Regions from separate parts of the Homo sapiens genome. Here region 2 is linked to region 1. A link is a loop called in an ENCODE intact Hi-C map of the cell type or tissue named here. Cell type or tissue: CD14-positive monocyte. All regions are shown on one strand. Links, peaks and the distances in the headings refer to the core of each region. The heading gives the core; the rest is flanking DNA. Region 1 has its middle 15 kb from the start of HNF1B. Region 2 has its middle 78 kb from the start of TBC1D3K.

Evidence for each region. Peaks named below come from ENCODE experiments on the same cell type or tissue, not always from the same donor. Only the 100,000 strongest peaks of a DNase experiment are listed, where the experiment ranks them.
Region 2: it touches region 1 in a loop (8-fold over the local background); 4 of 110 quality-filtered maps call a loop at or near these places.

What each region holds. Positions count from the first base shown.
Region 1 is chr17:37,752,009-37,767,749 of GRCh38, reverse strand. No RefSeq gene overlaps it. Among named protein-coding and RNA genes, the nearest start is that of HNF1B, 15 kb to the right of the region's middle. In CD14-positive monocyte, for the core only: no CTCF peak of the experiment used is centred there; DNase peaks (open chromatin) are centred at 5,589 and 6,569; H3K4me3 peaks cover 719 bases; H3K27ac peaks cover 626 bases.
Region 2 is chr17:37,838,316-37,854,056 of GRCh38, reverse strand. It overlaps the pseudogene YWHAEP7. Among named protein-coding and RNA genes, the nearest start is that of TBC1D3K, 78 kb to the left of the region's middle. RefSeq lists enhancers at 9,365-9,865, 10,201-10,700. In CD14-positive monocyte, for the core only: CTCF peaks have their summits at 8,959 and 9,162; DNase peaks (open chromatin) are centred at 4,706, 6,096, 9,186, 9,746 and 1 weaker place; H3K4me3 peaks cover 1,498 bases; H3K27ac peaks cover 3,860 bases.

The DNA.
Region 1 (15,741 bases), core at 3,079-11,078:
GGAGTGGGCTCTGCAGCCATCTGGGGAAGAGGGTCCCAGGGCAGGAAAACTGCAAGTGCAAAGGCCCTGGGGCAGAAATGTGTCCTGATGTGTTCCAGAAAGAGCCAGGAGGCCCCATGGGGGGAGTCAAGTCCGTCTCATAGGGCTTTTGCTCCCAGTGAGACCGGAAGCCATTCGAGCGTTTATCAACAGAGAAAGACATGATGTGGCTTCTGACTTAACAGGATTCCTCCGGCTACTGTGTGGAGAAGAGATTGTAGGGAGCAAGGGAAGATGCAGAGGGACCAAATAAGATGACAGGAAAGATGCCTGGTGTGACTGAAAGGAGAATGGTGGAGGAGCCAAGAAGTGGTCAGATCCTGGGTTTATGTTGAAGGAAGTTTGGCAGATTTGCTGAAGGAGTAGATACAGGTGTAAGAGAAAAGGACAAGTCATTGGTTCTTGTTTTGGGGCCTGAGCAGCTAGAAAGATGAAATTCCCATGTATAGAACTGAGAGAGATTGCAAGAGAGTTGAGCAAGAAAATAGGAAGCAGCATATGAACAATGCAGGGAGGGGACGTGTGGCATGCCTGCCCCACCTAGGAGAGTTCAAGGAATCTTACAAAACCGTGTCAGCTGGGGCACGCTGCACAAGCGGTGCTGCAGGGTAAGAGAACATTTTCTTGAGTCAGAGCACCTGGCTTCATTCAGGTCCCTCGTCTGCCAGTCTCTAGTGAAGGGATTTGGGACACATCATTTAAGCAACCTGTGCTTCAGTCTACTTATCTTCAAAATCCCGGAGTGTGTGTGTGTGTGTGTGTGTGTGTGTGTGTGTGTGTGTGTGTGTGAGAGAGAGAGAGAGAGAGAGAGAGAGAATATATATATAGCTTCTTAAAATGCAAAACATGGCCGAGTACAGTGGCTCATGCCTGTAATCCCAGCACTTTAGGAGGCCGAGGTGGGCAGATCATGAGGTCAGGAGATCGAGACCATCCTGGCTAACATGGTGAAACCCCGTCTCTACTAAAAATACAAAAAACTAGCCATGCGTGGTGGCAGGCGCCTGTAGTCCCAGCTACTCAGGAGGCTGAGGCAGGAGAATGGCTTGAACCAGGGAGGCGGAGCTTGCAGTGAGCCAAGATTGCGCCACCTCACTCCAGCCTGGGGGACAGAGTGAGAATCCATCTCAAAGCAAAAAACAAACCAAAAAAATGCAAAACATTAAACCCAGAGGCAGAGGTACAGTGAAAGGAGATTAGACTTTGGAATCGAAAGAGCTGCAGCCCCTTCTTAGCTACATGATGTTAGACAAGTTTCTTTTTTTTGGAGACGGAGTCTCACTCTGTCACCCAGGCTAGAGTGCAGTGGCGTGATCTCAGCGCACTGCAACCTCTGCCTCCTGGGTTCACGCGATTCTCCTGCCTCAGCCTCCTGAGTAGCTGGGATTACAGGCGTATGCCACTGTGCCCATCTAATTTTTGTTGTTGTTGGTTCTTTTTTTTAGTAGAGACGGGGTTTTGCCATGTTGCCCAGGCTGGTCTCAAACTTCTGACCTCGGGTGATCCTCCTGCTTCAGCCTCCCAAAGTGCTGGGATTACAAGCATGAACCACCATGCCCGGCCAATGTTGGGCAGGTTTTTTAATCTCTCAAAGTCTTGGTTTCCTCATGTGTAAAACGGAGATAGCACTGCCTACCTTACAAGATTGTCATGAGGGTTTCAGAGATAAGGCTTTTAACATCTAGCAGAGAGCTAGGTACATAGTAGGAGCCCGATATAGCTGTTATTACACATAAAATAACAGTTATTATAGGTGTATCTATTTGTGTGTTGGCCACCTGGGTGGCCCCAAAGCCCGGCAACATAGATGATATTATTTTATCTCGTGATGTAACATCGATAAATGATTTATTATGTATTTGCCTGTGGCCACATATACTCTGTGAGATTATGAGCTTCCAAGAAACTCCTAGGAGCTGAGAAATAATAAAAGAGGCTTAAATATCCAATCAAACTTTCTTGAGACAAGGGATCTCATTTTATATTTTTTTCTTTGTATCTTTTACTGCAGACCTGGTTCAATGACTACACTTAAAAGTTATTTAATAGGTAGATAGGATCAAAGAAAGGGAGCTTAGACATTCTTTTACTTAACCACTTTCATTTAAACCTGAGAAAACCAGAGCCCCGAGAGGGCCAGTGACTTGGCAGAGTGATCCAGCAAGTGAGTAGCTGATGTAGGGCTGGTATGAAGCTCGCCTGCCTCTTAGATCGATGGCTTTCCACTCTACTTCTCATCGCTGTGGAATGAACGAAACCAGGCGTGGTGAAATCAAGATCCTTTATTGACTTGGACCCTCTTTGATGGGCTCATCCAGTCTGACAAAGATTCAGAAGATTTCCTTGTAATTCCTTGTAATGACAATAGGATAAAGCACGGGTTCTTGAATGGTTCCTTGAGCTTCTTGGATTTCTCTGGGGCCTGCAGTGTTTGCACTGGTCTAGACATTTTCCACCAAACCTCCCAGCAAATATTTGAAGGCCTTGATACAATGCCATACAAATAAACATATCTAAAGCTCTCCCGCGTAAACAGCCTGAAGTCCTCAGTCAGTCAGCCGTGATCGCAGAAAAAAAAAAACAAAACAAAACCAAAACTTGGCTCCTAGAAACAGTTCCTAAAAGGAAAACCTCAAAGACGACCTAAGAAGTAACACATTTTTGTTGTGGTTAAAGTCACAATTGTTATTTATACCATTCATTGACAGCTGGGAGAGGTGTGTGTGTGTGTGTGTGTGTGTGTGTGTGTGTGTGTGTATTTTAACAGCTTTTCAAAGATACAGAAGAAATTCCCTTAGCAAATGTGATTTTTTAAAAGTAACCTTTAAACTTTAAAAGATCCTGTGCCTCTTGTTCTGTTCCAAGTGTTGCACGTATAACATTTAAATTTTAATAAGAGGTAGGGAAAAGACTTTGGAGTTAGATCAAATGGAGAAAAAAATTACTATGGAATTTTGACGTGGTTCATATAATAAGTTTCTTGTCATTGTCAGAGAAAAAAAGCAAGCACTATCTCCTCACATATTAACAGTCTGGCAGTAGCACTAAAGATTTGTATAGGGAAATGCACATGAAATCTCAGGAACAGTAGTTAAGAGTTTATGACCAAAGAAGCGACAGCCAGACACCACAGATCAGAAAGTCCCAGGCCATCACCTAGCCGGACTACCTACTTGTCCCCACCCACTGCTTCCAACCTCCACAGTCTTCATAATTACTTCTGCACTACCTCCCAACCTTGTAAATTAACAATCTTATTTCCTAAAGCCTTCTACTTTATTTATCCCCAGTAATCACAGGTTAATCAGATAAACTACCCTGTGGTCATCAATAAGCAAGTCCTTTAGCAAAAGCAAGTAACAAAATAACCTAAATGTATTATTGATAATCATAGCAACTAACTTTTCTGTTGCTTTATGAAAATACTGTGCATTATCTAATTTAATCTTCATTCAAACTATGAATTTGCACTTGTATTATCTCCATTTTTACCAATGTAGAACCTAAATTCTAACTAGTACTCTATTCTAGTTTAAATACATAAAGGATCTTCAGCAATAATTGATAGAATTTGAGAATTATAAAAGTCTCTAAGAGATCATATAATCTTAACGTAGCGTATTGCATGTTTATTCTTGTCACTAATATTTGATTGGCAGTAATTCCTAAGCCGTAAATAGGACCATACTACAAAAATGTTTGAAACTTTTTTCAGTTAATATATTGAGATATCATTAAATAAATAAGAATTAGAAAGTGTCAGCAACAGTTGAGATTAAAGAAACTTGCACTTTCTCATTTTGCTTTAATTTTTTACAATGATTGTATATTACCAAGAACTAAAAAAAAAAGTTATTTCCATTTTTAAAAGTTAAAAAGGATTGCAGTGCTTTATAGCAGAACATTGACACAAACGCATTGATATAAAGTTCAGTCATTCATAGGGAGGGGAACATCACACACCAGGGCCTGTCGGTGGGTAGGGGGCAAGGGGAGGGAGAGAATTAGGACAAATACCTAATGCATGCAGAGCTTAAAACCTAGAGGGCGAGTTGATAGGTGCAGCAAACCACCATGGCACATGTATACCTATGTAACAAACCTGCACGTTCTGCACGTTGTATCCCAGAACTTAAAGTAAATTTTTTTTAAAAGTTCAGTTATTTACTCCAACCTAGAGCTTTGTGGTTTGCAAAGTACTTTTGCATGCACATTCCACTTTAATCTTCACAATAACCCTACAAGATATACAATTTTCTGGGGAAGGAAACTGAGGCTGGGCATGGTGGCTGATGCCTGTAATTCCAACACTTTTGGAGGCTGAAGCAAGTGGATTGCTTGACCTCAAGAGTTTGAGACCAGTGTGGGCAATATGGTGAAACCCTGCCTGTACAAAAAGTACAAAAATTAGCCAGGCATGGTGGCTCATGCCTGTAGTCCCAGCTACTTGGGGGCTGAGGTGAGAGGATTGCTTCAGCCCAGGAGGGGGAGGTTGCAGTGAGCCAAGATTGTACTACTGCACTCCAGCCTGGGTGAGAGAGTAAGACTCTGTCTCAAAAAAAAAAAAAAAAAAAAAAAAAAAAGAGTGTATAGTGTGTGTGACTCAAGGTTATATATATATATCCTTAAGGTAGAACTTGAACTCAGACCTCTGGACCCCATGTGCTGCACATATTCCATGACCCCAAGACCTTCCTATAATCACTTATCCATGTATCCCGGGTCCTAAATGCTTTCTGGATTCTGTTCTGTCACCTGTACCTAGAAGTTTATATTATGAGTTTTCACTTCCAGGATCTACTATTTTGAAAAGGATATCCACCGTGTAACAGCTGCTTCTCATCACTGGAAAGAACAGAATAATGCTGTTGCTGCAGCTGCTGCTGCCGCTGCCGCCGCTGCTGCTCCTGCTTTTTTCAGTCTCACTCTGTTGCCCAGGCTGGAGTGAAGTGGTACGATCTCAGCTCACTGCAGCCTCAACCTCCCAGGCTCAAGCGATCCTCCTGCTTATAGCCTCCTGAGTAGCTGGGACTATAGGTGTGCACCACCACACCAGGCTAATTTTTTTTTTATTTTTTGTAGAGAAGGGGTTCTCACTTGTTGCCTAGGCTGATCTTGAACTCCTCGGCTCAAGTGATCCACCTGCCTCGGCCTCCCAAAGTGCTAGGATTATAGGCGTGAGCCACCTCACCTGGCCAATAACTCTTCTTAACTAGACCCTTCGGGGAAGATGATACCTGCATCCTAGGCATGAACATAGCGCCTGCTAAGAGGTTCTCCCTTTCGCTCTCCTCTTCTTGCTACAGACTTCCTTGAGCCCTGACTGCACACAGAGCCCACGTTATGGAAGAAACTTCCAGAAGCACATAACCAGTCAGCCCTGACTGTATGTTTCCTATGTGCCAGCGTGTTCCATTGTTTTCTTCATTAAGTCTCAGCAATAATATTATCCCACCTTTCAGATGAGGAAACTGAGCTTTAGAGAAATTAAATCACTAGTGAATGGTCATAGTGAGTAAGGGGAGGAATGGAAATTCCAGTCAGCCTTCTGTTCCCACCACCCACATTCTTAAGTTCTCCTTTTGGCTCCCTTTGAGGAGTGTACAAGGGGGAAAGGGAGAAGAAGGAATCAATGATCTGTTTTGGTGTTTTTTTTTTTTGTTTTGTTTTGTTTTGTTTGAGACGGAGTCTCACTCTGTTGCCCAGGCTGGGGTGCAATGGCGCGATCTTGGCTCACTGCAAGCTCCACCTCCTGGGTTCACACTATTCTCCCGCCTCAGCCTCCCGAGTAGCTGGGACTACAGGTGCGCACCACCATACCCAGCTAATTTTTTTGTATTTTTTTAGTAGAGACGGGGTTTCACCATGTTAGCCAGGATGGTCTCAATCTCCTGACCTTGTGATCTGCCCGCCTCGGCCTCCCAAAGTGCTGGGATTACAGGCATGAGCCACCACACCCGGCCCCGTTTTGGCTTTTAATAGCATATATGCATGTGTGCATGCACGTGTGTGTGTATATCTGTGCAAGCAGGCAAAACAGTACAAAGGAAACAAATAAACTGAATAGCAATTGCCTAGATAAAGAGAGGAGATTGAGAATAAATCTCAAGGAGGAGAGGTGACAAACAGGTGAGAAAGCAGACTTTCTCTTTTTGCTTTAGTAAGTTTTGATTATTGGAATTTATCATAATGTCTATTTGATCTTTTTAAATTATGATAAATACACATAGCATAACATCTACTGTCTTGACCATTTTAAGTGTACAGTTCAATAGTATTTTAAGCACATTGTTATTATTGGGCAATTATCAGCACCATCCGGCTCCATAACCTTCATCTTGCAAAACTGAAACTCTGTACCCGTTAAACAATAACTCCCCATCCCTCACCTCCCAGCCCCTGAAAACCACCATTCTACTTTCAGTCTCTATTAATTTGGCTACTCTAGATATCTCATATAAGTGGAATCATACAGTTTTTGTCTTTGCGTGTCTGGCTTATTTCAGTAGCGTAACGTTCTCAAGGTTCATCCCTGTTGAGATATGTGTCAGAATTTCCTTCCTTCTTTTTTTTTTTTTTTTCTGAGATGGAGGCGTAAGCCACCACGCCTGGCCAGAATTTCCTTCCTACTTAAGGCTTAATAATTTTCCATTGTAGGTATACGTATATACATGTATATATAAAATGTATATATGTATGTATATATGTTGTATACATGCTATATATGTATACATATAATGGAAAATTATTGTGTCTATTGAGAGATGAATGAATAAACAAATACCTATATATATATAAAATCTCTTAATAGACAGTTGAAGCTGGGCGCAGTGGCTCATGCCTGTAATCCCAGCACTTTGGGAGGCGGAGGTGGGCGGATCACTTGAGGTCAGGAGTTCAAGACCGCCTGCACAACATGGTGAAACCTTGTCTCTACTAAAAGTACAAAAATTAGCCGGGTGTGGTGGTGGGCGCCTGTAATCCCAGCTACTCAGGAGGCTGAGGCAGGAGAATCGCTTGAACCTGGGACGCGGAGGCTGCAGTGAGCCAAGATTGCGCCATTGCACCTCAGCCTGGGTGACAAGAGTGAAACTCCGTCTCAAAAAAAAAAAAAAAGAAAAGACATTTGAGTTTCTTCCACCTTTTGGCTAGTGTGAATAATTCTGCTATGAACATGGGTGTATAAATATCTCTTCAAGACCCTGCTTTCAATTCTTTGGGGCATATACCCAGAAATAGAATTGCTAGATTATATGGTGATATTTATCAGTTTTGTAATTCAAAAACTAAAAGCCTTTTTAAAAGGTGAATGCTCACATAGATTACAATAATATTCAATAACAAGACAGGGAAGACAGTAATGAAAATGACAGGCATAAGGGTCACTGCAGTTGTCATGGGCTGTGAGCTTCCTGGGGGCAGGGGCCAGCTTCACGGCTTTATACCCCACCCCACCACCCCATGCCCGATACATGCCTGTCTTCTTTAGGTGCTCAATATGTTTAAACTCAGTCCCATTGCCCTAAAGCAATGACTTCACCAGAGTAGCTAGGCAAGTGATAAATCTTCCCAAAGGAAACCAAAGGCCTGCATGGAGGCAGTGCCCTGGTGACAATGGAGGACCGGTCTTGACACCTGTTCACTCACTGTATGACCTTGGGCCCTTAAGTTCTGGGGCCTCAGTCTCCTTGGTTCCATGAAGATCCTGTCCACCTTGCATTGTCACAGAATTATCGTGAAAATTCACCATTTATTCCTTCAACAAATTGCATGCCTCCTGGTGCAGGGCTAGATCAAATTTGAAAGTAAAAAATTTCATTCAAGAAACATTGCTTGTGTTTTTATGTTTGTATTATTTGCATAGCATTTTTTCATTATTTTATTTTGTATTCCTTGATCCATTCTACACTGAAGTGCCTTGTCTCATTCCTTTGTTTTTAATGCAAGAGTCTAAAAAGAAAAAGAGCTCAGGGTTCTTTAAGAGCTTGGAACATGACTTTCTTCTGATGGCCCCATAAACCAGATTATCTCCCATGCTCTACAGGCGAGAACTCCTGGATCAGGAACTTCTGGGAAACTGTGCATTCCTCTGCTCTCTGAAAAACCTGTCAGCTCTTCTACTCCATAATGGTCATCTCCAGCTGCAAGGAGAAGTTAATGAGTTGTGCAGGACAGTGATGGGAAAAGGTCAGCCTCCACATCACTCCTGACACCACTGCCAAGTGAGGGCCACGAAGGGGAACTGGCCATCGGGTAAGAGAGCTGGACCAGAAAGCAATCTCCATTGCATTAGCTGGTGGTTCTGAATGTGTGGAAAGAGGCCAAGGTCCAGCCTATGGACTGTGACGGAACATTCTTACAACACTGAGAGGTCTGAGCAAAGGCCGGGCAGACAGCACAGGCACTGCCTCTGTCCAGTGGCGTCTTGGGGGTATTTTTTCCTTACTTTTTGCCTTTCTCTCTCCCTCTCCTTCCCTCTCTCCCTCTCTCCTTCTCTCTCTCTCTCCCTCCCTTTCTTCCTTTCTCTCTCCCTTTCTCTCTCTCTCCCTTTCTTACCTTCCTTCTTTTCTTTTCTTTCTTCATTTCTTTCTTTTTCTTTCCTTCTCTCCTTCTCTTTTATCTTGCTTTCTTTTTTAAAAAAAGAAAGCTTATTTCTTTTATTTCTTTTCTTCATTATCCCCCTTTTCTTTTCTTCCTTTCTGCCTTTCTCTCTCCTCCTGTACCTCAATCTCCCTTATTCTTTTCCAAATCGTAAAAAAGTCCTGAGAGGTGTCTGTCTAGTGACCTCTAGGCAAGTTTCTTCTTATCCAAAAATAAAATAGTATTTAGTACTTTTCTACCTTAGAACAGGGGTCCCCAAGAGGGGGAAGCACAAACTGATATATTGAGGGTACAGGATGAAAATCTTGGGTCTTATTTTTTTTTTATTTTTGAGTCGGAGTTTCTTTCTTGTTGCCCAGGCTGGAGTGCAATGGTGCGGTCTCAGCTCACTGAAACCTCCGCCTCCTGGGTTCAAGCAATTCTCCTGCCTCAGCCACCCAAGTAGCTGGGATTACAGGTGCCTGCCACTACACCCAGCTATTATTTATTTATTTTTTGGTATTGTTAGCAGAGATGTGGTTTCACCATTTTGGCCAGGCTGGTCTCAAACTCCTGACCTCAGGTGATCCGCCCGCCTCAGCCTCCCAAGTACTGGGATTACAGGCGTGAACCACCATGCCCAGCCTTATTTTTATATTTATGTTAACTCCATACTTTTTATTCTTGTGTTAGTCTTATAATGAGCATAAAATATTAGTATGGTAGCACATGTAGTAAGTTAATTAATTAATTCATACAAATAGTGGAAATGAGGTGTTCAAACTTTTTTTAATTGAGAGGAGTAACTTGGGAAAAATATTTTCACACAAATGTTTTAAAGAAAAGCCCTTTAAAAACTTAGCAACACTTCATTCAACTCATTCCTACTTATAGTCAGTGTCTTTGCAGCTCAGAAGGGATTTCTGGGCATGCATAGGGCCTGTATGGTAGGGTGGGTGGAGCACACCAACATCCCAAGAAGTCTGAGTTGATTTCCAGCCACACGTCACTTTTGAACCTCCTTCCCCAGGAAGATCCCTCACCTACAACAGAGTCCCGCACACTGCCTTTTCACTGTCCCCTGCCCTTTCATTGTTCTCAATCATACATCCTCTTGTGATACACCACGGATTGACTTGCTGCCTGTCCCTGGCTCTTGCTGGCAGGTGAGCTCTGGGAGGACAGGGGCTTTGTCTGTTTCATTCACGGCTGCATCACCAGTACCCAGAATAGGGCCTGACACAGACACATACTTGTTGAACAAACAAACCAACTGCTGCAAAGGTCTGAGTTACAAACCCAAACGAGCTTGAGAACTCTCTGTTACAAACATAATTTTCTAATTCTGGTGGAATTAAAATTCTACTGAATTTTCTCTCTTCTTGATCATTAGTTTTCTGAAGGCTAATTTCACAGCAATTATGATGCTTAATTACATGGAGTTACAACACTTTCTGGCCGGGCACAGTGGCTCACGCCTGTAATCCCAACACTTTGGGAGGCCAAGGCGGGCGGATCACGAGGTCAGGAGTTCGAGACCAGCCTGGCCAACATGGTGAAACCCTGTCTCTACTAAAAATGCAAATATTAGCTAGGCGTGGTGGCATTCACGTGTAGTCCCAGCTACTTGGGAGGCTGAGGCAGAAGAATCACTTGAACCTGGGAGGCGGAGGTTTCAGTGAGCCAAGATCATGCCACTGCACTCCAGCCTGGGCAACAGAGGGAGACTCTATCTCAAAAAAAACAAAACAAAACAAAAAAACTTTCTAACTCCCTGGCCACACTGAACTCCTTGAGAATAGAAATTGTATCTTTAGGCTGGGAGCAGTGGCTCACGCCTGTAATCCCAACACTTTGGGAGGCCGAGGTGGGTGGATCACCTGAGGTCAGGAGTTTGAGACCAGCCTGACTAACATGGAGAAACCCTGTCTCTACTAAAAATACAAAATTAGCCAGGCGTGATGGCACATGCCTGTAATCCCAGCTACTCAGGAGGCTGAGTCAGGAGAATCGCTTGAACCCGGGAGGCAGAGGTTGCGGTGAGCCAAGACTGCGCCATTGCACTCCAGTGAGGGCAACAAGAGCAAAACTCCGTCTCAAAAGAAAAGAAAAGAAAAGAAATTTATAGTAAATTCTGAATGGATGTTTGTTGAATGAATAAATGAATGTAATCTGGGCCTTGGACATGCAGAAAGGTAGACACAGAACAGAGCAAAAGACGTTGTTGCTTACAGAGCACCTGCTGCATACAGTGCACTGTTCTAAGCACAACTGAGCAACACAGAAGACTTAGACAGTTTATTTCCTGGTGAAGCATGGTGGCTCACGCCTGTAATTCCAGCACTTTGGGAGGCTGAGGCAGGTGGATCACTTGAGGTCAGGAGTGCAAGACCAGCCTGGCCAATATGGTGAAACCCTGTCTCTACTAAAAACACAAAAATTAGCCAGGTATGGTAGCACATGCCTGTAATCTCAGCTACTCAGGAGGCTGAAGCAGAAGAATTACTTGAACCCAGGAGGTGGAGGTTGCTGTGAGCCAAGATCGTGCCACTGCACTCCTGCCTGGGCAACAAGAGCAAGACTCCCTCTCAAAAAAAAAAAAAAAAGTGTATTTCCTGTGCTTTAGGGATTTACAATCCACTTAGGAAAGATACAACAATCATGTAACGCCTCAAGAACGGCTGTAAATGGTTTTAGACTTCCAACAAACACACACACACACAAAACAATAGGTTAAAATATGATAAAGTAAGTTCATCAGCTTGTCTGCCAGTACAGTCAGTGAATTACTATGCCCCATCACCACCTTAGGTCCTGGTGCTAAGGATCTGAGATTGACAAAAATTCAACCCTGTCTTTGAGGAACTTCTGGTCTAGACACGTAATGAGGTCATTTCCACAACCTGAGCAAAGAGCCAGGACAGAAATCAGCACAGAGGGCGTGGGAACAGAAAGGAAGTATACAAAATCCCATGTTTCTCAACCTCAGCCCCATGGACATTTTTTTTTTTTAATTTTTAAAAATAGAGATGGGGTCTCACTATGTTGCTCAGGCTGGTCTCGAACTCCTGGGCTCAAGAGATCCTCCCGCCTCAGCCTCCCGAAGTGCTAGGATTATAGGCATGAGCCACCTCGCCCAGCCCCATGGACATTTTAGACCAGATAATTCTTTGTTGTGGGAGGCTGTCCCGTGCACTGTGGTATGTTTAGCGACATCCCTGGCCTCTACCTACTAGATGCCAGTAGCACCCCCCTCAGCCATGACAACTAAAAACGTCTCTAGACATTAGGACCAACTACATAATTTGCAAGGCCCAGTGCAAAAAGAAAGTGTGGGACCCTTCGTTCATAAAGCAGAGGGAAAGTGCCATTGAAGATACTCAGATACAAAGTGTTTTCATTCCCTAGGGATAGGCACACTAGCAGGGTGAGTGCAAACCCTTGTAGGTGTCTGGTGACCCCACCCCATGACTCAGCATATACACACATGCAACCCACCAGCTGCCATGTCCCCGCTCTGACCAGCCACTGGGCCATGCATCTGCCCTTCCGAGGGCATGGAAGTCAAACCAGGTCTCCCTTCCCACAACTCGCTGCCCCAGCCCATGGCAGATGGACATCCCCCAAGGGCATTACAACCATGGCACAAGGACACCCTTGGTCCAGAGGTGGGTAAAAAGCATGCTCCCCATGTAGCCTATTGCCTAATGCTCCATGGCACTGCCAGCCTGGGTCAGGGATGGCCACTGCCATGCTCCACCCTGAGATGTCGTGCCGCAAAAGCACACTATCTCAACCTCTCCATGCCCACATGAAGACCCCCTAAGGACAGAGAGGGCAGCGGTGGTTGCTGAGTGGGAGTAGGAAGAGAGAGGCCTGGCCAGGCCAGGGGCATCAGTGGATGGAGAGCTGGGACCTGAAACCCATGCCAGAAAGGCAAGGAGGCAGCAGAAGGGGGGACCACATGAACTGAGACTAAGCCCCTGGCATACGCTCTATTGTCCCATCAGCTTCATCTACACAACACAAAGTCAAAGATAAAACTATTAAGAATTTCAAGATGGCAACTACAGTGCATTAAACCCCAAGCACACTCATGAAGCTGACCCTACCAGACATTACCAAAGCCCCCTAGGAGTTAAAACCATGCTCAAGTGAGAACCACTGAGTAATAACTCAACCTAGGGTCAGGTGGGGCTTCTCAAAGGACTCGAGCTCTCAGCTGATCCCAGAAGGTTAAGGGGTGGGGTAGGGGGGATGATTAGAAGGAACAGCGCTAGTCGGGAAAGCTTCCAGCGGCTCATGAATTTTAAACCACATTCTCAGGGAAGTTGCAAAGTCTGGTTTGCCTGGAAGGAGCTCTTCCAGGTGGAGGAAGCGGCAGGTGAACAGGTATAGGAATGGAAATTAGCAAGGAGCTATAGGGGCTAATAGGGAGAATGGTTTGGCATGGGAAGTGTGGGGAGAGGGTGAGTAAGATAGGGGTCTTTTAACCTTACATAGATTATATCTGAACTTTCCTGTTGCCCCACTGTGGCTTCTGGTGAGTTGCTGAACTTCTAGGCCTCCACCTGCATGTGGTGTGGGGCTGTGACTCACTCTTCCTAAGGCCCTGGTGCGTGAAAGCCGAGGGGCACCCATCAGCAACCTTGGAGAGGCTCCTTCCACGGAGACCCTCATCTCCGCCCTGGTTTCTTCCCCTCTGTGCTGCCCCACAACACCTTCACTCACCTCCTGTGGACAAAGGCTCACTGGAGGGTCTCCATCAATGAACCCACTGGGACCGCTTCTCTCTAAGTGTGTCACCTTGGGCAGTCATCATCAAATAAGAGCTATTGGGAGCTTATTGACAGCCTCTCTTCTAATTACTTTATATATGCATTGACCATTTACTCTTTACAACCTCCCTGTTAGGTAAATGCTATCTCCATCCCCGTTTTAAAGGTGGGAATGGTGAGCCCCACAGAGGTTTAGTAAGTTGCCCATGTACAGTTAGTGAGCTGTGAGTCCAAAATCTGAATCCTGGCAATTTGGCTACAGTCTTCATATTGAACCATTTCACTCAGTTTTGTAAAATGGAGATAATAAGAGTAACCTCAGGCCAGGCACGGTGGTTCATGTCTGAAATCCCAGCAGTTTGAGAGGTGGAGGCAGGAAGATCACTGAGGTCAGGAGTGCGAGACCAGCCTGGCCAACATGGTGAAACCTTGTCTCTACTAAAAATACAAAAATTAGCCGGGTATGGTGGCACATGCCTGTAATCCCAGCTACTCGGGAGGCTGAGGCACAAGAATCGCTTGAACCCGGAAGGTGGAGTTCGCAGTGCACCAAGATCATGCCACTACACTCCAGCCTGGGTGACAGAATGAGGTTCCATCTCAAAAACAAAACAAAACAAAACAAACAAAAAACCAGTAACCTCAGATAATCTTAAGGATCAGATGACATTACACTGTAAATCTTCGCACAGTGATAGAGGTACACAGTAAGTAGTCACTACTATTGTTATTGTTGTTACAAGCATTCTTTTTTAAAAAAAAGCAAATTAAATAATGGCTCATATGCCATTGAAAACTTTGAGATGCCTCATTGGCTAAGGAGAGAGGATGAGACCCCCAGGCCTGGCATTCAGTGTTTGCCCATGACCAGCCCTGTCCTTACTTTCCAGTGTCATCGTTAGCAAGATTCCTCCGTGGTCCAGGCAGCCCAGCTTGCCCTCCTCCCCCGTCGCCTCATTACCTGCTTTCATGCTTGGCTCGGCTCTTCTTTCTGCCTGAAATGTTCTCTGGCTTCTCCTTGATGTCAAAATTCTATGTACTCTTCAAGGGCCCTGAGCCCCGACGGAATTTTGTTGGTTCCCCTATTATTATTGACATTTGCTTCTATTTATTAATTGTGCCAGGGGGTTTACATATACTATCTGGCCTGCAAATTTCTACACTGTCCTCCTTTTTACAGATAAAGAAACTGAAGTTCAGAGTGTCAGCTTACCCAAGGTCACATCTGAAAAGCAGCAGAGACAGGTTTCAACCCAGATTGGGCTGACTCCAAGCCCCATGCTGATTCCCTGTGGCACCTGCCTCTCGGCTGGTACAGAAAACCAGGGAAAGCTGTATTTGAATCTCAACCCAATCTGAGCAAGAACAAGCTCTGTGCAACTCCAACAGTTTAAGCATCAGTTAGGAACACTAAAAATAATAATAATAATACTGTCTCATGGGCAGTTACGAGGAGCAAATGAGATGCTTTGTGTAAAGCAATCAGCACAGTGCTATGATGAAGCCTGCTCCACTCTGTCTAGCAATAGAGGTGTGTGTCCGTGTCTGTCCCTCCCTCTGGATAACCAACTCCTTTAGAGCAGGAAGTGAATCTGGTTGCTCCAGCAGTGCCAGACACTGACTGCATGCCCAGCACATAGCGGATGCTCCATAAATGTTTGCTGCATTGACTCAGCAGCCCTGCATGGCTCTTCACCCCCAGGCCTGGAAACAGGGCATAGTCATCAGAGCACAAAAGGATACCTCGGTCATCCCTTAGTGTGAGGCTGAGTGGTAACTCTCATGCCCAAGGCACAGGTCATGGACAGCACTCCCGACCAGACACAGTAGGGTGAGTGGAGGCAGAGTCCACCTCGCTCCTGCTCTGCAACCAGGACCTCTAGAATCAGAGAAGACTCATCGTTGGGGAGAAACAGGATAACATCAAGTGGGCAGGGGCTGTTGACTCACAGATCGAACTCTTTCCTGGAACCTTTACCAGAGAGGAAGGAAAAAGCCTTTGCCTCACTCAAGCATGGCATCAGGAGCAGAAACTGAGGTGTCTTATTGTATCTTCCTCTTAGGCCTGGTCCCTCTTCCTGGGCTGTGCTTTGTGCTGATCTTGTCATTATACAAACCCAATGTCGTGGAGAAAACACTGGGTTCTAGATGCGGAAGTCTCAGGTGGTGATTCTGGCACCTTTTGGGGGTCGTTTTTCCTCGGGCCTCAGTTTCCTCATCTGTGAAATGTGGGTAGTAGTGCCTGCCTTGCCTTCTTTGCAGGACTCTTTTGAAGATCAAATGAAAGAGGAAATCTCTTTGCACACCATAAAATACTGTATAAATAGCGTAGTTCTTTATGTGC
Region 2 (15,741 bases), core at 4,641-12,640, 85 kb before region 1:
AATATAACTAGAGGAAGGAAATGAGAGAAAATTATAATAGAATTATCTTAATTTTTGTATATTAGTGTTCAGTCTTTGTGGGCATGTTTTTAATAGTTATTCTCCTAGCAAACATCATTTTATATTTTCTGTTTTAGCATAAACAAGTTTCATTCTTACTGATGTGTGTTAAATTGTTCCCCCTTTTATACTTCAGCTTGTTCCCAGTTTTTGATAATGTAGATACAAATTTAAGGAATATTTATATGTATATAACTTTTTACTTTTAAAAAGTTGTGACAAAATATACATAAAGTTTATCATTATAGCCATTTTGAAATGTACAGTTCAGTGGCACCAAGTACATCAATAGTGTTGTGTAAACACCACCACTATGTGAAAACTTTTTCTTCACTCACACAAAACAAACTATAGCCATTAAACAATAACTCTTCATTTCCCCCTCCCCAGCTGCCAGTAACCTCTATTTTACTTTGTCCCTATGAATTGGCCCATTTTAGATACCTCATAGAAGAGGGATCATATAATATTTGTGCCTTGTGGCTGTCTTTATTTCAGTTAGCATAATGCTTTCAATGTTTTGTTAATATTAAGCGTGGATCAGAGCTTCAGTCCTTTTTATGACTGAATAATAATCCATTTTATGTATTTTTCACACATCGTTTAGCCATTGAACTTTTGATGGACAGTGAGTTTCTTTTCACCTTTTCCTATTGTGTGACTAATGGTGCTATGAACATTGGTGCACTATTTGCTTGAGTTCTTGTTTCAATTCCACCTGGGAGTGGAAGTGGAACAGATAATTACTTTCTTTTAAGACACAGGATCTTATTCTGTCCTTGCAGTGGTGCAATCATAGCTCACTGCAGCCTTAACTTCCTGGACTCAGGTGATTCTCCTGCCTGAGCCTCCCAAGTAGCTGGCACTAGAGGCTCGTGCCACCATGCCTGGCTCATTTTTAATTTTTTTTTGTAGAGGCAGGGTCTCGCTATGTTGTCTAGGCTGGTCTTGAACTCCTGGCCCAAAGTGATCCTCCTGCCTCAGCCTCCCAAAATGCTGGCACTACAGGTATGAGCCACTGCACCTGGCCTTTTTGCCCATTTTTGAATTTGTTTTTTTGTTTGAGTGTTTGGAGTTCTTTATCTATCCCAGATAGTAATCTCTTTGTGAGTATTTTCTCCTGTTTGGTAGGCTGTCATTTTGCTTTGTTGATATTGCTTTTTGTTTTTTTCTTTTTGAGATGGAGTCTCACTCTGTCTCCCAGGCTGGAGTGCAGTGGTGCGATCTCGGCTCACTGCAACCTCTGCCTCCTGGGTTCAAGCGATTCTTCTGCCTCAGCCTCCCAAGTAGCTGGTACTACAGGTGCGTGCCACCTCACCTGGCTGATTTTTTTTTTTTGTATTTTTAGTAGATGGGGTTTCACTGTGTTGGCCAGGCTGGTCTCGAACTCCTGGACTGAAGCTATCAGCTTGACCTCACCTCCCAAAGTGCTGGGATTATAGGCATGAGCCACTGCACCTGGCCAAGAAGAAAAATTATCTCTGTTTGCCCATTGATTTTCTATGTAGAGAACCATAAAGATTCTACAAAAAATTGTTAGAGCAAATAAACCAATTCAGCAAAGCGCAAAAATCAGTTGCATTTATATACGATAGCAATAAACAGTCCAGAGAAAAGAAAATCATTGTAATAGCATCAAAAAGAATAAGGCACTTTACAATAAATTTATCCAAGAAGGTGAAAGACTCACACACTGAAAATGATAAAACCTTGCTGAAAGTAATTAAAGAAGACATAAATAAATGAAAGACATCCTATGTTTATGAAGGAAGACTTAATATTATTATGATGTGTCAAGACTATCCAAAGCAATCTACAGATTCAATGTAATCGTTCTGAATATTCCAATGGCATGTTTGATTTTCTTTCTGAAATAGAAAACTCGTTCTAAACCTCATAGGGAATTTCAAGGCACCCTCCCTGAATAATCAAAACAATTGTGAAAAAGAAGAAGAGTTGGAGAACTTGGCCGGGCGTAGTGGCTCACGCCTGTAATCCCAGCACTTTGGGAGGCCAAGGCAGGTGGATCACAAGGTCAGGAGATCGAGACCATCCTGGCTAACACAGTGAAACCTCGTTTCTACTAAAAATACAAAAAAATTTGCCAGGCGTGGTGGTGGGCACCTGTAGTCCCAGCTAGTCAGGAGGCTGAGGCAGGAGAATGGCGTGAACCCGGGAGGCAGAGCTTTCAGTGAGCTGAGATCATGCCACTGCACTCTACCTGGGCAACAGTGAGACTCCTGTCTCAAAAAAACAAAACAGGCTGGGTGCAGTGGCTCACACCTGTAATCCCAGCACTTTGGGAGGCCCAGGTGGGTGCATCTCTTGAGGTCAGGAGTTCGAGACCAGCCTGGCCAACATGGTGAAACTCCATCTCTATTACAAATACAAAATAGCTGGGCATGGTGGCGTGCACCTGTAATTCCAGCTACTCGGGAGGCTGAGGCAGGAGAGTCACTTGAACCCAGGAGGCAGAGGTTGTAGTGAGCCAAGATCACGCCGCTGCATTCCAGCCTGGGTGACAGAGTGAGACTCTGTTTCAAAAAAAAAAAAAAAGGAAAAGAAAAACCAAAAACTGTGATACTAGCATAAGGACAGATATCTAGATCAATGGGGTGAAATAGAGGGCCCAGAAACAAACCCTCACGTCAGTGGTCAGTTGAGTTTTGAAAAGGGTGCCAAGATGTGCTGGGCACAGTGGCTCACACCAGTAATCCTAATACTTTGGGAGGCTGAGGCAGGAGGATCACTTGTGGTCAGGAGTTTGAGACCACCCTGGCCAATATGGCAAAACCTTGTCTTTACCAAAAATACAAAAATTAGCCAGGCGTGGCGGCGCATGCCTGTAATCCTAGATACTCGAGAAGCTGAGGCACGAGAATCACTTGAAGCTGGAAGGTTCAAGTTGCAGTGAGCCGAGATTATTCCACTGCACTCCAGCCTGGGTGACAGAGTGAGACTCTTGAGAAAGAAAGAGAGAGAGTTGAGGTTGCAGTGAGCCAAGATCACTCCACTGTACTTCAGCCCGGGTGACAAAGTGAGACGAGAGAGAGAGAGAGAGAGATAGAAAGACAGAGAAAGAGAGAAGGAAAGAGAGAAGGAAGGAAGGGAGGGAGGGAGGAAATAGACAGAGAAAAGAAAAGAAAGAAAGGAAAGAGAGATGTGCCAAGACCATTTAATGGGGGGAAAAACAATCTTTTCAATAAACAGTGCTGAGAAAACTGAGTATATGTAAAAGAATGAAGTAGGACTCTTACCATACACCATATATAAATTTAACTCAAAATGGATCAAAAACATAGGAGCTAAAATCATGAAACTCTTAGAAGAAAACATAGGGGAAACCCTTGAAAACATGGGATTCAGCAATGTTTTCTTGGATATAACACCCAAAGCACAGGCAACACAAGAAAATAGATAAATTGATCTTCATCAGTTGAAGAACTTTCATCAAAAAACACTATGAAGAGAGTGACAAGAGGCCAGGTGTGGTGGCTCATGCCTGTAAATCCCAGCATTTTGGAATGCCAAGGTGGGAAGATCAGTTGTTCCCAGGAGTTTTGAGACCAGCCTGGGCAACACAGGGAGACCCCCATCTCTATAAATAAAAAAAAATAAAAAATAAAAAATTAGCTGGGCATGGTGGCATGTGCCTGTAGTCCCAGCTACTTGGGAGGCTGAGGTGGGAGGACCACTTGAGCCCAAGAGGTCGAGGCTGCAGTGAGCCATGATTACACCACCGCACTCCAACATGGGTGACAGAGTGAGACCCTATCTCAAAAGAAAAGACCAAAAAAAGTGTGAAAAGACAACTGACAGAATGAGAGAAGATATTTGCAAATTGTATGTATAATGAGGGATTAATATCTAGAACATATTAAAAAAACTCCTACAACTCAACAATTACAAAAACAAGGAAGCCAATTCAAAACTGGGCAAAAGGCTTAGACATTTCCCCAAAGAAGACAAGCACACATGAAAAGAAGCTCCACATCACTGATCACACCAGGGCGGTGGCTCATGGTGGAGGGAGAATGGTTTGAATCCAGGAATTTGAGACCAGCTTGGGCAACATAGTGAGATCCCATCTTTACAAAAAGTAAAATAAAACTCAGCCAGGCATGGTGGTGCACACTTGTGGTCCCAGCTACTCTGGGTGGGGCGCCGAGGCAGGAGGATCGCCTGAATCCAAGGAATTCAAGCTTGAAATAAGCTATGATTGCATCACTGCACTCCAGCCTGGGCAACAGAGCAAGACCTTGTCTCAAAGAAAAGAAAAAGAACTCAGTCTAAACTCAATTTTCATCCTTCTGTGTTCCCTACACATTTGCAAGATACCACACCATTATTCATCATTAAACAGCAATGGCTGCATAACTTTCTAGCCTTCAGATGGCCATAGTGAAATTTATTCACCCTTTCTTGGTCATGTAGGTCATTTCTCTCTTTTTTTTTTTTTAAGTGTCTTGCTATTGGCTGTTTATTAGTCTTTGCTTTCTGAATCATTTCTGCTTCGGGTCCTGTGGCCCTGCTTGGCTCCTGCCCCTTCTTTCCATTGGCTGCCACCTCTCCCTTCTTCCTTTCCCACTGGGTCAGGGACTTCCTGGGAAAGACACGTCTGGCTTTGTGTGCCTTGCCCATAGCCATGGTTTTACCATGTGATGTCACCACATCACTGACACTTGACTTAAGGAGATGAGTCATAACTTGTGCTGTCATTTCTCTCCTGAGAAGCTAAATTAAGAGATACAGGAAATGCTCCTGAGCAGCCCTGGAGAGCCAAACTGAAAAGCCACTCACACTTGGGGTTGAGGCCACCGATTTTATTTTATTTTATTTTATTATTTTATTTTATTTATTTTATTTTATTTTATTTTATTTTATTTTATTTTAGTATTGTAGTGTAGTGTAGTGTAGTGTAGTGTAGTGTAGTGTATTGTAGTGTAATTTTTGAGACAGGATCTCACTCCGTTGCCCAGGCTGGAGTACAGTGGTGCGCTATCGGCTCACTGCAGCCTCTGTCCCCCAGACTCAAGCGGTCCTCCTACCTCAGCCTCCTGAGTAGCTGGTACCAAAGGTGGATGCCACCATACCCGGCTAGTTTTTTGTATTTTTCGTAGAGACGCGGTTTTGCCGTATTGCCCAGGCTGATCGTGAACTCCTGGGCTCAACTGATCCACCTGCTTCAGTCTCCCAAAGTGCTGGAATCAAAGATGTCAGCTATTGTGACCGGAGGCTACCATTTTGCATCACCCATGTACTGATGGATCAGCCTAGAAAGTGTGTTGTGACAACTCAAGCGTCAGTTACAGATTAATGGGTAAAGAAATGGTGGTAGAGACATACAAGACAATAACATTCAACCCCAAAAAAAGAAGGGAATCTTGCCTTTTGCAGCTACATGGATGGACCTGGAGGACATTATGCCAAGTGCAATAAGCCAGGCACAGAAGGACAAATACTGCATGGTTCCTTTTTTTCTTTTTTTGAGACGGAGTCTCGCTCTGTCGCCCAGGCTGGAGTGCAGTGGCGCGATCTTGGCTCACTGCAAGCTCCGCCTCCCCGGTTCACGCCATTCTCCTGCCTCAGCCTCTTGAGTAGCTGGGACTTCAGGTGCCCGCCACCACGTCCGGCTAATTTTTTGTATTTTTAGTAGAGATGGGGTTTCATCGTGTTAGCCAAGATGGTCTTGATCTCCTGACCTCGTGATCTGCCCACCTCGGCCTCCCAATCACAAAGTGCTAGGATTACAGGCGTGAGCCACCGCGCCCGGCCGCATGGTTCCATTTTTATGAGGTATCTACAACAGTGAAACTCACAGAAGCAGTGTATACAATAGTGGTTAGCAGGGGCTGGAGGGTGGGCAAAACGGGGAGTTTTTCCATGGGTGTAAAGTTTCAGTTATGCTAGAGGAATACGTTCTAGAGATCTGCTGTACAACACAGGGCCTATGAATAACAATGCTGTACATTTCAAAATCTGTTAAGTGGGTAGGTCTCTTGTTGTGTTGTTACCACACACGGGAAAACCCAAAACAAAACCAAAACCAAAGAGACACAAGGAAACTTGGGGAGGTGTTGGCTATGTCTATTCCCTCAGGGTAGTGACAGTATCATGGGTGTTTGCAAATGTCCAGACTTACCAAATTGTACACATTAACCACGTGCAGTTCTGTGCATATCAGTTATTCCTCAATAAGGCTGTTTCTTTTTTCTGTTTTTGAGACGGCGTCTCATTCTATCTCCCAGGCTGGAGTGCAGTGGTGCGATCATAGCTCGTTGCAGCCTTGAATTCCCAGGCTCAAGTGATCCTCCCGCCTCAGCCTTCAGAGTAGCTGGGACCACAGGCATGTGCTACCAGGCTTTGCTAATTTCTATTTTTTTAATTTTTTGTAGAGATGCAACCTCGATATGTTGCCCAGGCTCTTCTTGAACTCCTGGGCTCAAATTATTCTCCTGTCTTGGCCTCTTAAAGTGCTGGGATTATAGGCGTGAGCCACTGCGCCTGGCCTCCTCTCTCCCTTTTTCTGTTCAGGATAAGCCAGTGGTCCCTGGGGTCCTTTCTCATCTGTACCCCAGGAGTCTTCTGGAGCTGAACCGAGGCTCTTGCACACGCACATCTGGGCTTGGACCCAACATCATCAGAACTGACGCTCTAGACACATGGCTTCGACTCCTTTCATAAAACGTCCACATCAGCAGCTTTTACCCATTTGTTCAACAAATACTCATTAGCAGGCTCCTGTTCCCTCAGCCTTGGTGTAGGCCCTGGGGTTACTGGGGGTAATGGTGGGTATGGCCCCTACTCTCATGAAGGTTAGTGGTGAGAGAAAGGAAGAAATAACTACACAAGATGCTTTTGGTGATGAACGCCCTGAAGAACAGAAAGCAGGGAGATGTGGAAGTGCCTGGGGTTGGCAGGGCAGGCCTCACAGGGGCACTTGAGTTGAGACCTGGACGATAGATCACGTCAGAGTACCAAGCGGGGCTGTTTGTCACAAACAACAGTATCCCACTCTGGTTAACATAAGCAGAAAAGGAATGCATGGGAAGGGGTGTCAGGTGGTTCAGAGAATGAGCTGGAGGCCTGGAGAGTTGGGCCAGCACACAGGGGCTTCCTAAGGGAGTCGGCAGCCAGAACCTTCAGCGGAGTCATGCTGCAGAGGGATCTGGTGGGGACCGAGCTGCCGCCACCCTGGATACTGGATGCCATTTGGGCCTTGAAGGCCAGACCCTCTGGCAGGCCCCCAACAGAGGGACCTTCAACCTGGGCCTGCTGACCTGCCCCAGATGACAGGTTTGTCTTCTACTGGGCGTCTTTTAGAACTCAAGACGGCTTCCCATCTCACGCATAGTGAAAGCAACAGTCTTTATAAAGTTCTACATGTAGCTGGTGCAGTGGTTCACGCCTGTAATCCCAGCACTCAGCACTTTAGGAGGCTGTGGTGGGATTGCACGAGCCCAGGAGTTCAAGGCCAGCCTGGGTAACATAGCAAAACCCCATCTCTGCGAAATAAAAATTAAAAGAATAGCCAGGCATGATGACACATGCCTAGTCTCATCTACTCAGGAGGCTAAAGCAGGAGGTCAAGGCCGCAGTGAGCCATGATCACACCACTGCACTCCAGCCTGGGAGATACAATGAGAACCTGTCTCAAAAAAAAAAAAAAGTTTCTACATGACTTGGGTCCGATCCTCTGCCCCCATCCATTGTTCTTCCCTTGCCCCATCCTGCTCTGGCCACATTGGCCACTTTGCTTTTCCTCAGTCATGCCAAGCATGGCTCTGCCTTCAGAACCTTTTCCCCAGGTGTCCCCATTGCTCCCTTCCGCCCCTCCAAGTCTTAGCTCAACACTTACCTTGAGGCCCGCCCGACCTGCCTATTAAGCATAACCTTGCCTGCCCACCCAGTTCCTTTATGCTCATAGTTTTTGCTACTGGTCACCTTCTAACATACCATTATTGTGTCTTCATAGATGATCTCCCTGATGACTGTCTCTCAGGGGCCCAGGCAGGGACTGACGTTAGAGTCAATACTCCACAGCTGTTTGTTGAATGAGTAGGTAACAGCATGGCTGGCTGGTCCTGGTGCAGAAAGTCTTGGGAGGCCTCAGTTTGCGTCGTGCTTCTGTCATCAGCCAGCTGTGTGATTCTGCACAAGTATTTTAACCTCTCTGGGCCTCAGTTTCCCCATCTGTAACTTGGGGGCCTACCTCAAATGGTTCCTGGTGAAGAGTAACAAGACCATACCCTAAGTTCCAGTTGCCTTTTCCTCTGCCTTTCCACCTTCCCCTCCAGCCCCTCCAAGTCTCTTTTGTTAAGACAGGGTCTCACTCTGTCACCCAGGCTGGAATGCAGTGATCTCGGTTCACTGCAGCCTCTATCTCCCAGGCTCAAGTGAAACCCACCACAGCCTCCCAAAGTGCTGAGTGCTGGGATTACAGGTGTGAAACACTGCACCAGCTACATGTAGAACTTGATAAAGACTGGCTTTCACCGTGTATGAGATGGGGAGCCATCTTCAGTTCTAATGCAGCTGGGACTACAGGTGCGTGCCACCACACCCGGCTAATTGGTTTTGTGTTTTTTTTTGTTTGTTTTCTGTTTTTTTTGTACAGACGGGTTTCTCCATGTTGGCCAGGCTGGGCTCGAACTCCTGGTTTCAAGTGAACCTCCCAACTTGGCTTCCCAAAGTGCTGAGATTACAGGCGTGAGCCACCATCCCCGCCCCCTCAAAATCTGTTAGGACGACAGTCTCGCCAAGGCAATGCAGTCGCAATATGCCGTTTCCATTGCAATCACAATATGACATTTCCATTTACTTTGGATTATACGTCATTATGAATATTAACAAGACTTAAAAAGGACACCTTCGGGTATGTCAGATGAAAGTACAAAAATTGCGTTGTGGGGCTGCAGTTTGAGGACAGTGTCTGCAGCCGTCACGTGGTAGCAAAACGGTGTTAAGCATTGCAGGAGAGTCTGCATCTACGACAGCCAGAGTCCATACGTCGGGAGGTTTATTTGGTTTGAGAGGGAACAACAGGCAGGATGGGCACCACCCGGGGCTGGACAGTCAGGCGGGCTAGGGTGCGGTTCCTCGCACTCGCCACTAGAGGTGAGGCGTTTACCGCTTCAGGGCTGGAAGATGGGCCCTCGGGGACTGGCTACTGCTGGCCCGGGGCGGAAACCTGGGCGGGGGTTGGATGCGACGCCTCAGGCGGCCCCCCTGGTTACTGACACCCGACTTTGGCATGACTTTATTTGTTTTTCCCCCCATCAGATTTCCTGTCTTTGTGGGCTGATGGACTAGAGGAAAGATGCCTGTTGACGGTCAAAGGCAGAGCCTCTTCGGCAGCTTCTTAAAGCGCCTTCTTTAACAGAGAAACAATCTGCATGGGGTCTAGAACGGTTCTGAAATCCTGCTGAAGGTTTCGAAACTTCCTGGGGGGGGTCTCCTGCCAGAGCGCCTACGCTGCCTCTGGGCTGGCTGGCCAGTGAGCCCCGTCTCACAGCCTGACAGTCCCCACATCAGCCCGGACCGTCTTTCGGGACCAGCCCCATTTGCACAGCCTGAGCTGTAGAGGGCCCTGGAGTTCGGAGTTCTTGTCCCAACTGTGCCCCTGCAGGCCTGTTCCACCCACTGAGGCTCAGTTTCCCCATGTGCCTAATGAGGAAGTCATGCTAGGTGGGGCTTACAGCCTCTTGCAGCTTTGCCATTGATCACTTCCGTGTCTTCAGAGAGGCTGCCAAGTCTCCTCTGAATGAAGTTCCCCAAAAAGCAAACGTAAGAAAATACACAGAGCTTACCCAGACACCAGGCCCTTTAGAAATAGACCATTTCTTACCTTAGGCCCCCAGAAGGTCCTCATTCTAGCTTTGTGGAGAAAAGAAGAGTCTTTGCCTCAGCCCCCAGAGGTTGGGGTGGGGTGGCTGAATTTTGAGGCTGGGATTGGCAACTCTGGTGAAGCCCAAAGTGACACGGATGGTTTCAAAGCCACCTAGAGGATAAGGTGTCAGGACAGTGACAAGACCCCAGGTCCCTATCACACACCAGAGCTCACTGAGCCTCCACCTGGGGTCTCTGCTGAATCTCTGACAGGCTAGGAGAGAAGGGACTGGGGTTACTGACCCCCAGAAAGTCAGAGAAAGTGGCAGTTGGAGGACCTGGGTTTGAGTCCTGGATCACCCCTTCCCCGCCTTGGCAAACTACTCAGACTCTGGAAACCTGTTTCACCTGTAAGATGGGGATGACAATCAAACCCACCTTGCAGGGCCGTGAAGATGCTTAAGACAAGTGCATGCAAAAACTTTCACACACACAAAGCCTTCCTAAAGATGGGGAGACAAGGCCTCATGAGCAGCAGGTGGCCAGGCACTATGTGGGGGCTGGAGTCCTGTTTTCCCTTCAACCTGGGAAAGGACTGATGGGCACTTAGTAGGTTTTGAATCATGACCCTGGACCTCAGGTGGCGGTATGCTTTGTGTCTGCAGCAGAAGGCCCCAGCCTCGTGCCTGTGAGTCCCACTACCGATGTTGAAGGGGTGGACAGCAGGCGGGTGAGCCCCAGGCTGGCAGCTAGCAAGACCTCTCACGTGTGAGCCCAGCACCCCACTTCCCCTGAAATGTGATGTCCAGTGCTCCAGGCTGGGGGCCGTGGATCCTGATTCCAGCTGTGTGAGGGCTGGAAGGCCCTGGGCAGGTCACCTGACCTCTCTGGGCCTATTTCCATCACACACTTGAGGGGCTGAGCACACTGGACTCTATAGCTGTACAACTCCTTGGCTCTGCTTTTGTTCCTGAGGGCCCCTTAGTAGGCAGGGAAAGTGAGGGCCTCAGGGCTGGGCCCCAAGACTCAGATGCTCTCAACCCCTTCCTGGAGTGCCTAACTCAGGGGAGCAGACAGGCCCAGCAGGCAGGGTGCCTCTCTTGCTCAACTCCTGGAGCTATATGTTTTTTTAGCTTACTATTTTACTTAAGAATAGATCATGAGCATTGACTATTCTAAAACATGACTTTCATGACTATATAAAAGTCCATTGTATCAATATACAATCACTTAACCAATTCTTTATTGAAATGGTGGTGTATACATACAAGAAAATACCATTCAGCCCTAAAAAAGAAGGGAATCTTGCCATTTGCAACCACATGGATGGACCTGGAGGACATTATGCTAAGTGAAATAAGCCAGGCACTTGTTTTCCAATTTCTGGTTGATTGATGTGTAACTCTTTAGACGTTGAATCTTATTTGGACATGGGATGTGAGGCACAGACGGGAACTTTATGCCTTTCCAAGCCCTTAGTCAATCATCCCTGCACCATTGATTTAATAATCAAGACATCCTCTCCTCACGGCTTTGAAATGCCTCGGTGCCCATGTACTTCATTTGTACATTCCTGCGGGTCTGTGTGTGGGCTCCCTTGTCTACTCATCCCACTGCTGTTCTATTCTCGTGCTAGTCCCAAACCTCTTTGACTTTGTGGCAGAAAGTTCAGTGGCCGGATGACCAACCACGCAAGGCTGGTTCTGCTTTGGTTCCTCTACTGGATAGGGCTTGACCCCTGCTTTTGCTTGGGAATGTCAACTGCAGCCAGTTGTTACTGAACATTTAGTATTGACATGGAAAACCAGCACTTTCTATTTAAGAGGGAAAAACTGTTGTGATGATTGTGGAACTAGCTCTTCTAACTACAGTCGTCATCCTTAAGAACGCCCATCACCACCAATGTCCAAGAGACTGGGAAATCTCAAGAACTCTGGTGACACTGACTTCCTGCAGTTCTGTAAAATGATCCCAAACTACTACTCTTCTGCCTCTAACAGCTCTCCTTCTTGTCATATTCTGTCCTGATCACCCATGGGTTGCAAACTCCAATAATTAAGCTTGGTGATGGTATTGGTTGCTGCTGTGTACTGACTGCCTCTTTGTGCCAGGCTCTGCTAGACAGTGTATTTAACCTCGAATCCTTACCACAACTTTGTTATGTAGCTATGATGATCCTTAACATTTTGAGATGAGAGTTTTTTAGCAGTGAATAATAATAGACTGTTTATGAAACAAGGTGGATAGACGTGTATCGGAAACTCGAGGAAGGATCCTCTGGGAAAAGCATCTTAGTAAAGCCCCCAAGCCTCAGTGCATGGGAGGAAGAAGGGGAAATGAAAGTCAGGTTGCAAAGTGTTATCAAGGAATGAGGATGAAGAGGGAGCGGGAGTAGAGAAAGGCAGGGGGCCTCTGGCGGAGCAAGGTTTTGGAGGGGTAGAAAGGGAGTAGATGAAGAGTTGAAGTGGAGGCATTTGTTCAGAGGAAGGGGATATCTGCTCCTCTGAGTTATCATAAAAGGAGGAGAAGCTATATAAAGATGCAGAGAAATGTGGAGGTTAAGCCAAGTGTCTGGTCACAGATGTTTTGTGGGAAAGGAGAGAGAAGTCATTGGATAGAGTTGTTGAGCTCCTTATTGGGATGAAGCTCATAATGGTAGCTGGCTTGAAATTGCACTCTGTATTGACTGCTTTCACTTCCCTACCTGACTTCTCTCTCTGCCAGTGTTTCCGGGGATCACCTCCCAAATAAGCTGCTTGCCTGCCTGACTGCCTGCCTGCCTTCCTTCTTTCCTTCCTTCCTTCCTTCCTTTCTTCCTTCCTTCCTTTTTCTTTCTTTCTTTTTTTGACATAGTCTTGCACTGTTGCCTGGGCTGGAGTGCACTGATGCAATCTTGGCTCACTGCAACCTCCACCTCTCAGGTTCAAGCAATTCTCCTAAAGCAAAACCAAAATTTTGAAAAAAAATTAGGCTGGCGCGGCGGCTCACGCCTGTAATCCCAGCACTTTGGGAAGCCAAGGCAGGCGGATCACAGGGTCAGGAGATCAAGACCATCCTGGCTAACATGGTGAAACCCCGTCTCTACTAAAAATACAGAAAAATTAGCCGGGCATGGTGGTGGGCACCTGTAGTCCCAGCTACTCGGGAGGCTGAGGCAGGAGAATGGCTTGAACCCGGGAGGTGGAGCTTACAGTTAGCCGCGATCATGCCACTGCACTTCAGCCTGGGGGTCAGAGCGAGACTCCATCTCAAAAAAAAAAAAAAAAGTTAGGATCCTGTCTTATTTACCTGTCTCTCTACTTAGTACTGGAGAAGGCACATGGCAAGCTCTCTGTAAGGCATTAAATATCCCCATTTTACAGATCAGCAAACTGAGGCCTACAGAGGGAAAAATGACTCACCCCAATGACACTGCTAGTCCGGGGCGGGGCAGAATGGAATTAAGGATTTGGAGACTCTCTTGTCCGGTGCTGTTCCCTGCACTGCCCTGTTACTGTACAGTTACAGAAGCCGGATTTAGGAGAAATCAAAACACAAAGAGTCATTATTTTCAAGTTTGTTATTTTTTACTATGCTTGACTCTGGTCTTTCCAAACATGATTTTCTTGAAAATTCAGGACCTGAGAGGAAAACCTTCACACAGCTTTGCTCTCAAACGGGTCAGAAAGAGCAACTGGCACTTTGGGAGGCCAGGGCAGGTGGATCACTTGAGGGCAGGAGCTCAAGACCAGCCTGGCCAACTTGAACTCTACTAAAAATACAAAAAATTATCTGGGCATGGTGGTGGGCACCTGTAATACCACTTACTCAGGAGGCTGAGGCAGGAGAATCACTTGGACCCAGGAGGCAAAGGTTGCAGTGAGCCAAGATCGGGCCATTGCACTCCAGCCTGGCGACAGAGAGAGACTCTGTCTAAAAAAAACCAGGAGGCCGGGCGTGGTGGCTCACACCTGTAATCCCAGCACTTTTGGAGGCCGAGGCAGGCGGATCATAAGGTCAGAAGATTGAGACCATCCTGGCTAACACGGTGAAACCCCGTCTGTACTAAAAACACAAAAAATTAGCCGGGCGTGGTGGCGGGCGCCTGTAGTCCCAGCTACTCAGGAGGCTGAGGCAGGAGAATGGTGTGAACCAGAGAGGTGAAGTTTGCAGTGAGCCGAGATTGCACCACTGCACTCCAGCCTGGGCGACAGAGCGAGACTCCGTCTCAAAAACAAAAAACAAAAAACAGGAGCAACTGGGGCGTTAGAGCTGAAAGCAGCCTCTGGGATCATCTAGTCCACCCACCCCACTGCCTCCTCGAGAGGGGAGGTGACTCTTAGACAGTCACATGGGGGGCAGCCGAGCTGGACTCCTTTTACAGTGCTCCATTCATTCACAGGAAGTCAGGTGGCATCGGCATGGGCTGAGCAGCAGAATGGAGCCTGGGTATTTACAGGACAGATGCTCACAGAAGCCTCCGGCACTGGCAGTCAAGCCCTGCAACCTCCAACAGGTCCCCACAGAGACAGCAAAGCCCATGCAGGGAGGGAGGCAAAGCTTAGGGGGCAAGACAGGTGGGCCTTGCCCCACCCGAAGGACCTTTCTTGTCCATGCTCTTTCCCGACTGCTGCTATGCCGTGCTCTTTACAGCTTTGTCAAGAGGAGGGCAGTTACCATCTGAGCCTAGAGATTTATGGCTGAAGAAGGAACCAGGGATGTCCCACCTTATTCAGCCCTTTGAAAGTGGATTTACAGGATTGATCTCTGGGCTGGGGCACTTTGCCTTATCTTCAGGAAGGACTGTCCCACCCAGTTCTGCTTTGCTGCTGACACCTGCTGGGCCCCATGGCTGGAGAAATGAAACACACTGAGCCTGAGACTGGGAAATGCAGGTAGATGTCCCCACGGGAGGGAGACGTGCATGGGTCTCGCTGGTCCAGGTCGGGGGTTGAGCAGGCCCTGCTGAGTGCCCCCAGGGTTATTGCTAGGACTCAGGAGAGCACAGTTGGGCAGCTGGTAGGATTGCACCTGGTCACGGCTCCTACATAGGCCAGGTTCATTCACTCACCTCTTCATTCATCACACCACCCAACATACATATGCCAAAAAAAAGAAAGAACCCATCACCTACCATGAGTCAGGCAGCTACAGGCTGAGGATCCAGAGAAGAGTGATATCCCAGCCCTGGCCTTGAGGCGCTCCTGGACTAGAGGCCAGTGAACACAGTTACAGCCCGCTGAGGGAGAGCAGTCAGGGAAGACTTCCTAGAGGAGGATGAAAGATGGGAACAGGCACTTCAGGAAGAGGGACCAGTCTGTCCCAAGGCGTGGAGGTGTGGATGGGCAGGCACATGGAGCTCAGCGTGGCATGTGCAGCGTGGGTCAGGGAGAGGAAGGAGGCAAGACGGGTGGCAGTGGACACAGGTCACCGAGATGCATGTGCATCCTGGGGAGCTTGGATTTTATTGTGGAGACCGTGGAGAGCCACACAGGGGTTTTAAGAAGAATCCAGATCACACAATCAGATTTGCTGTCATGGAGGCACTTGGGTGGCAGGTGATAAAATGTGGATCAGAAGGAAGCGGGTGCTTGGCTGTGCGTCGTAATCACCCGGGGAGCTCTGGGAAGCACTGATGCCTGGGTCCCACCTCCAGAGGCAACCCTGAATGGGCCGGGGTGTGGCCTCAGCATCAAGAAGGGGAAACTCCTTCCCCTGTGCAGGCGAGGGTGACCAAGTGGAGAGGGATCCCCATTAGCAGGCACTGTAGCCTTCCAGGTATGAACTGAAGAGGTGGTTTCCGTGCAGATGCAAGTGAGCACAGATTCAGGAGGGAGAAACACAGCCCATACTTATGAGTTGGATGTGGATTCA